3 separate regions of the Homo sapiens genome follow, and regions 2 and 3 are each linked to region 1. A link is a loop called in an ENCODE intact Hi-C map of the cell type or tissue named here. Cell type or tissue: PC-9. All regions are shown on one strand.

The links. Hi-C counts contacts between places; a loop is a spot of excess contacts. Peaks named below come from ENCODE experiments on the same cell type or tissue, not always from the same donor. Only the 100,000 strongest peaks of a DNase experiment are listed, where the experiment ranks them.
Region 2: a loop joins it to region 1, with 8 times the contacts of the local background. A loop is called at or near these places in 7 of 110 quality-filtered maps.
Region 3: it touches region 1 in a loop (6-fold over the local background); 10 of 110 quality-filtered maps call a loop at or near these places.

What each region holds. Positions count from the first base shown.
Region 1 is chrX:41,441,200-41,443,699 of GRCh38, forward strand. No RefSeq gene overlaps it. Among named protein-coding and RNA genes, the nearest start is that of NYX, 4.9 kb to the right of the region's middle. RefSeq lists enhancers at 831-880, 1,821-1,890 and a silencer at 991-1,500. In PC-9, a CTCF peak has its summit at 1,129 (motif pointing left); a DNase peak (open chromatin) is centred at 1,302; H3K4me3 peaks cover 509 bases; H3K27ac peaks cover 1,095 bases.
Region 2 is chrX:41,380,704-41,383,203 of GRCh38, forward strand. No RefSeq gene overlaps it. Among named protein-coding and RNA genes, the nearest start is that of DDX3X, 48 kb to the left of the region's middle. RefSeq lists an enhancer at 1,033-1,327. In PC-9, no CTCF peak of the experiment used is centred here; a DNase peak (open chromatin) is centred at 1,238; H3K27ac peaks cover 2,195 bases.
Region 3 is chrX:41,351,703-41,354,202 of GRCh38, forward strand. It overlaps a transcript of DDX3X not described here. Among named protein-coding and RNA genes, the nearest start is that of DDX3X, 19 kb to the left of the region's middle. In PC-9, no CTCF peak of the experiment used is centred here; a DNase peak (open chromatin) is centred at 989; H3K27ac peaks cover 1,298 bases.

The DNA.
Region 1 (2,500 bases):
AGGCAGGAGAATCACTTGAACCCAGGAGATGGAAGTTGCAGTGAGCCAAGATCATGCCATGGCACTCTAGCTTGGGCAACAAAAGTGAAACTCCATCTCAAAACAAACAAGCAAACAAATATTCTCTGCTGGGTACAGTGGCTCACGCCTATAATCCCAACACTTTGGGAGGCCAAGGGAGAAGGATAGTTTGAGTTCAGGAGTTCAAGACCAGCCTGAGCAGCATAGTGAGACACTGTCTCAACAAAAAAAAATTTTTAAATTTAGGCAGACATGGTGGTGCATGCCTGTAGTCCCAGCTACTCAGGAGGTTGAGGCAGGAGAATCTCTTGAACCTGGGAGGTGGAGGCTGCAGTGAGCTGAGATTGCAACACTGCACTCCAGCCGGGGCGACAGAGTGAGACTCTGTCTCAAAAAAACAAAAAACAAAAAAACAAAAAACCACAAAACACACACACATACACAAACAATAACTGGCCAGGCACGGTGACTCACGCCCTTAATCCCAGCACTTTGGGAGGCCGAGGCAGGTGGATCACCAGGTCAGGAGTTCAAAAGCAGCCTGGCCAAGATGGTGAAACCCCATCTCTACCAAAAATACCACGCCCGGCCCTTGGTGTAACTTTTATTGAAAAAAAAATCCAAGTGTAAGTGGTTACGCGAAGTGTAAACCCATATTGTTCAAGGGTCAACTGTATCGGGAAATGGAGAGACCTACTTTGTTTTTTGTTTGACATCTGCTGCAATGGGAGAGAAACCTACTTTGGATGCAATGTAAAGAACGATGATTTCAGAAGAGGCCCCAGGAAGGTGTATTTGTGGGCAGTGGGCAGAGCCTGTTGGTGAGCTAACCCTTCATTTACAGGTGACAAACAGGCCATGCGCACTACGCGGCCTGGTCAGGAGGACACGGCACTGGGAGATCTTCCCCAGGGTGTGACCTTTGGCAGGTTAGGTCCCCACCCTGGCATCCCTTCCAGCCCGGGCATTCTGCGACTCCAGGTGCGTGAGGAACGTTTCTGGCACCAGGCACGCCCTGGGACTTTCCCCAGCCCTGGCCCCCGCCCCCACCGAGTAGGTGCGGGTGCCGCGGCGGGGAGCAGACAGAGGTCCCGGGGCCGCCCCACCCCGACTCCCGAACCTCGGTGCCCTCTGGCGGCCACGCTGGGCAGGACCGGGCTCATCGGGGGCGTGGCTCGCCCCGGAGGCTCCGCCCCTTCTCCCCAGGGTGGGGCCGGGGTGGTGGTTACCGGCAGAGGCTGCAGAGGTTTCGCAAGGACGTGACCTTTATGGGAAAAAAAAACCACTGTGTCACGCACGGTTGCCAGCCGGGGCCAGCGAGCTGAACTAGTTTTCTGAAGCCCGCGGAGGGAGGAGCCAGAGCGGAAACGTCCAGCCCAGTGACTCGCTGCCTACTGCCCCTCCAGGACCGCGGCGGCGCGCCCTGAGCCCCGGGGCACCAGATGGGGCGCGAGCCCGCACCTAACTGTGTCCGGGCCTGCCGTTGGGGCGACGTCACTGTCACTACACTGGGAGTCAGCGGAATGAGGGCACTCTCGCCTCTCTTCCTCCTTCCTCCAATTCCAGAAATGAGGCCCGGGAGCCCAGGCTGATCCAATCCAACCCCACTGAGCTGGGGTTTGGATTGGAAGGGCGGATGTGAAACGACAGAAGTAGGATAGTTTGCGAATAAAGAACAAGGGAGTTGGGTGCTTTAGCCACAGAATAGGTTCAGCCAAGGTCATTTAGAGGTGCCCAGCAAGAGGGGAGTGGCTACCCCTCCCCCATCCTGATCTGAGGCATGCAGTGGGGACGTCGGGGGTGGCCACAGGGGCTGTGTGTGTCCTTATTAGGACCCGAGAAAAACCCAGGGACTGGGAGGCAGGAGGACAGGGTACCCACTGGGTCCCAGCTCCACCTTCATATGTCACTCTGGGGAGCAGGTCACTTAATCTCTCTGGGCCTCAGTTTCCTCACTTGAAGAATGAGGGGTCTGGACAAGATTATGGAATATGTTTCGAGTACAATCAGGCCTAGGAACTGAAAGTCCCTGTCCTGACACCATCCAGTAAGTCAGAGAAAAAGGAAGGGTAAGAGGCCAAGGCTGTCACTCACCCGGTTCTCTTTCTATAGCTCCCTTACAAATTCTCACATGGGCTTCAATTCCCTTCAGCAAACAATTGTGCACTTCCGCCTGTGTGCCAAACCCAGGCTTGGGCCCAGCTTTGTGGGGCCTGGGGCAAGAGTACGCACGGAGGACCACACACTGTATGTCTGAATATTTAAAAGCTACACATCAAGCTAAAAAACTGTTAAATAAAACATGTTCTATCCTCCTATCTGAGCAGATATACCTTCATAACAATCTGGAAGGTTAAATTCAAGTTTGCAATTCTTGCATTCCTCAGCATTCTGGGCTAGGGTGTGATGGCACAGAGAGTGGCCCCAGCTCAAGGCCATGGCGTAGCTTCCCTCTATTCCCAGGCCGGATCCATCCCAT
Region 2 (2,500 bases), 60 kb before region 1:
TGGCCACCAACCAGCCCAACTGGGTGGGCAGGGCTCCTGGGAGAAACAGGCAGATGCTGCACGGGAATGAGGCCTGTGTGGGCCTCATGCTGAAGCTTCAGGGGCGGCTCGGTGTGAGTGCATTCAGGGTTCGATTCTCACCACCCCCAGTCCCTGCCTGGGCCTGGGTGAGGTTTGAGGGCTGACCCGAGGCAAGCCCAGAGCAAAGACAAGGTGCACATTGGGCTTTCCTGAGGCCTTCTCCCTCCAGTTCCAAGCCCTTTCTCAAACTGACTGTTTCCCCAGGACATGGCCCTGGGGGCGAGGCCAGAATCCCTTGTGGCCTCTTTTCTCTCTCTCTCTCTTTTTTTTTTGAGATGGAGTTTCGCTCTTGTTGCCCAGGCTGGAGTGCAATGGCGTGATCTCGGCTCACCGCATCCTCCGCCTCCCAGGTTCAAGCAATTCTCCTGCCTCAGCCTCCCCAGTAGCTGGGATTACAGGCATTTGCCACCATGCCCGGCTACTTTTGTATTTTTAGTAGAGACAGGGTTTCTCCATGTTGGTCAGGCTGGTCTTGAACTCCCGACCTCAGGTGATCTGCCCGCCCTGGCCTCCCGAAGTGCTGGAATTACAGGCGTGAGCCACCATGCCCGGCCGTTTTTTTTTTTTGAGACGGAGTCTCACTCTGTTGCCCGGGCTGGAGTGTAGTGGCGAGGTCTCGGCTCACTGCAACCTCCACCTCCCAAGTTCAAGCAATTCTGCCTCAGCCTCCCGAGTAGCTGGGATTACAGGCGCCCGCCACTACGCCCAGCTAATTTTTTGTATTTTTAGTAGAGACGGGGTTTCACCATGTTGGCTAGGCTGGTCTCAAACTCCTGACCTTGTGATTCGCCCTCCTCTGCCTCCCAAAGAGCTGGAATTACAGGCTTGAGCCACCAGGCCTGGCCTCGTGGCCTTTTTTCTTTAGGGGCGACCTGGTGGGTTCATCTGGAGCAAGGATGCCCTTCCTCACTTTGCTCAGAGCTCTGGGAAATTTCTGGGCCCTCTTAGGCAGTTCTCTTGATTCTCCCAGTCATGAACAAAGGCCCCCGTCCCCCACTGGGACTGGAACTCTTTGTTCTGGAAAGCTGAGTACTGCAGGGCAGGCCTGGGTCAGAGGCCACTGCCTGGTGTTCCCTCGGGGCAGAGTCCCCTCTAGCCACACTCTCACTGGCTTCTGAAAGAGGAAGGCTGACGAACTGGGTGACTCATCCCATTTCTGGAAAAGAGAGGATCAGGAGTTCAGATGGGCATGTTTATGACTGACGTCTGGATGAGATGACACGATAAACATAAGGGCTTAACAAAATTTAGCAAAGACTTGGGCAGCAGCCCATGAAGAAGTGTTTAGTTTTTCTATTAAAAAAAAAAAAAAGCCGGGCGCCATGGCTCACACCTGTAATCCCAGCACTTTGGGAGGCCGAGGCGGGCGGATCACGAGGTCAGGAGATCGAGACCTTCCTGGCTAACACAGTGAAACCCCGTCTCTACTAAAAATACAAAAATTAGCCGGGTGTGGTGGCGGGCGCCTGTAGTCCCAGCTACTCGGGAGGCTGAGGCAGGAGAACCGCGTGAACCCGGGAGGCTGAGCTTGCGGTGAGCAGAGATCGCGCCACTGCACTCCAGCCTGGGCGACAGAGCGAGACTCCGTCTCAAAAAAAAAAAAAAAAAAAAGCCAGCCGAGCGCAGTGGCTCACACCTGTAATCCCAGCACTTTGGGAGGACGAGGCAGGCGGATCACCTGAAGTCAGGAGTTCAAGACCAGCCTGCTGAACATGGTGAAACCCCGTCTCTACTAAAAATACAAAAATTAGCCGGGCTTGGTAGCGCGCCTATAATCCCAGCTGCTCTGGACGCTGAGGCAGGAGAATCGCTTGAACCCGGGAGGTGGAGGTTGAGGGAGCTGAGCTCATGCCATTGACCTCCAGCCTGGGTGGCAAGAGTGAAACTCTGTCTCAAAAAAAAAAAAAAAAAAAAAAGCCTTAATTCCAAAGCCACAAATGAGCCTACACCATTGGCTCATCTCAGCCTAAGAATCCAATTCCAGGAGGTAGGAGAGGGTGACCTGCGGTGGCCGAGAAGGATGTGACGGCTCTCCGAGGTGAACAACCGTTCATTCTCAATGAATAGTTTCACATGGACCCATGGACCCATTTCAGGGATTTGCTGTTCTTTAAAACACGGCAGAAAAAACCCCAAACAAAAATTCCTATGTACACCAGTCACCCCTTCTCTCTTCTGCTTTTTGGCTAACATCAGGCCAGGGACACATGGTGGCCCTAGCTCAGTCTTTGCTGGGACTTGGTGACAAGCCCAGGGACAAAGAAAACCAGTCTCTACTCTGACCTACCCCAAAGGGTGCCCATTAGGGACGGGGCAAATAAACAAGCTTTGAGATTTTTACATGGAAATCTCAAGGGACCAAGATTTCACTCACTCTGGTAAAACAAAAACAAAAACACCCTCCTTCTGTTCCCCGGAA
Region 3 (2,500 bases), 89 kb before region 1:
ATCTATTTTTCAGCATGTTTAGTGTCATTGTTTCTAATGTGGCTGTCCTCTATAATGACTACTCTTCAATTTCTTCATTTTTTTTTTCCTCTTAGTTTTCTCTACATACACTTGACTGGGTTTTTAGGATAATTCTGAGAAAGGACTTTTTTTTGACAAAGCACTGTTTAATTATATTATGAAAGGATATTTTGTGACTTGGAAAGATGTTTATTATGGGAGAAAACAAAACGGACCAATACGATTTAAGAGCAGGAAATAGGTGTCTCAAAACAAGATAAAGTCAGCAATTCCACTCCTAGGAGGATTCTACCCAGGAGAAATGAAAATGCTAAGTATGTGAATGTTTTGTAGCATTATTCATCGTAACCAAAAAGTGGAAACAAAAATGTCCCTCAACTGACAAATGGATAAACTAAATATATACATAAAATGAGATACTATCTCCTCTAGGTGAACAGCCACATCCCCAATTTCCTCCCCCCTCTTCAAAGGGTCATTAGGTAGGCCTATCAGTACTGTGACATATCTATATTCTAAGGCTTTCTGTAGATGTATATCCAGTTTTAGTCCTTATTTTACTGTGTGAAGCAGATACAATCATGGTTTATTGGATATTTACTGTCTTCCTTGTTACATTGAAGATGTTTCATTTTTCGAGAGAAGTACCTCCTATCTTTCGCTGGAGATCCTCCATTCACTTCCTTTTCCACTCATTCTATTCCCAACAGCCCATCTCATTTACCTAACAGTCAACATTAGTGGTATGCAGAATGGTCCCTGAACCTCTTCTCCAGACCTCAATCACCTGATGGGATCTTTCAGTGCAAGGCGAGGGTTGACTTAGGGTGCAATCAAAACCTGATTTGGTGTCTGCTTGAGTATTGGCACTGGGAGATGTAGTGATTAATTTAGATTAGTCTTTCCTTTCTTGGAACCTAGCCATTTTCCTTTTGTGTTTCTCCAACTTGGTGTTGCAACAGAAAGTACCTGGGAAATGATTCTAGGGCAACTCTCCTAACAGGATCCTCCACCTCTGAGGTTCTCTCAGAAATCTGTGGTTTTGGTTTTGGTTTTTGCTTGTGTTTTTATTCCTAAAGCTCCCCAGGCAATTCTGATACAGCAGGCTTAGGTGTGGAGTCCACTGTTCACTCCCCTTCTTTTTGTCATTTGTTTCAGACTTAGCATTGCCATGATCATGCTTCTGGTTCTTCATTGTGGAAGCATCTCTGTATTCCAAATTAAAACAGATATTGCAAACAAAGTAATGGCATTCTATTACGTGGCCCCTATGGCGTGGTTCTAATCTACCATTGCAGCTTTAACTTGCCTCCCAGACCTTATCCTGTAGCTGAATGTCATGCTACTGTCTATGCAAATCCTGTGCTTTCTTCTGCCTTTGCCTTAGTTTTTGCTCACCATGTTCCTTCTAACTAGAATTGGAGCTAAACTAATGTTTTAAAATATTGGGCTGGGCGCAGTGGCTCACGCCTGTAATCCCAGCACTTTGGGAGGCCGAGGCAGGCAGATCACGAGGTCAGGAGATCGAGACCATCCTGGCTAACACGGTGAAACCCTGTCTCTACTAAAAATACAAAAAAAAAAAAAAAAAAAAATTAGCCGGGCAAGGTGGCAGGCACCTGTAGTCCCAGCTACTTAGGAGGCTGAGGCAGGAGAATGGTGTCAGCCCAGGAGGCAGAGCTTGCAGTGAGCTGAGATTGTGCCACTGCACTCCAGCCTGGGTGATAGAGCAAGACTCCATCTCAAAAAATATATATATATTGTATTCAGAATATTAAGGTGCTGGCCCGGCACAGTGGCTCACACCTGTGATCCCAGCACTTTGGGAGGTGGGTGGAGTTCAAGACCAGCCTGGCCAACATGGTGAAACTCCGTCTCTACTAAAAAAAAAAAAAAAATTAGCTGGGCGTGGTGGCAAGCGCTTATAGTCTCAGCTACTTGGGAAGCTGAGGCAGGAGAATCACTTGAACCTGGGAGGTGGAGGTTGTAGTGAGCCAAGTTTGTGCCACTGTACTCCACTGTGGGCAACAGAGTGAGGTTCCATCTCAAAAAAAAAAAATCTCTCTCTCTATACACACGCATACACACACACACACACACACACAATAAAGCTGCCATTGACAATTACTAGTGACATAGAGAAAATAACTTGTTCCAGTGGGTAGAGAAAAAAGTAGGTTACATCTCAGTGTGCAGAATGATCTTAAGTATTTTGAAAATACATAGAAGACCAGAAGGAAACCTGCTAAAATATTAATAGTTTTTGCTACTGGTTGAAATTATAAAGATTTTCTGCTGCTTTATCCTTTCCTGAGCAGATTTTATACGGTTAAAATGTATTTTCTAATAAAACTGTATAGATTCACAGGAAGTTGCAAAAACAAGAGAGGTTCCACTGTATCCTTCACGCAGTTTCCCCCAATGGTAACATCTGGCATACTGCAGTACAAAACCAGGAAATTGCCATTGGTACAATCCA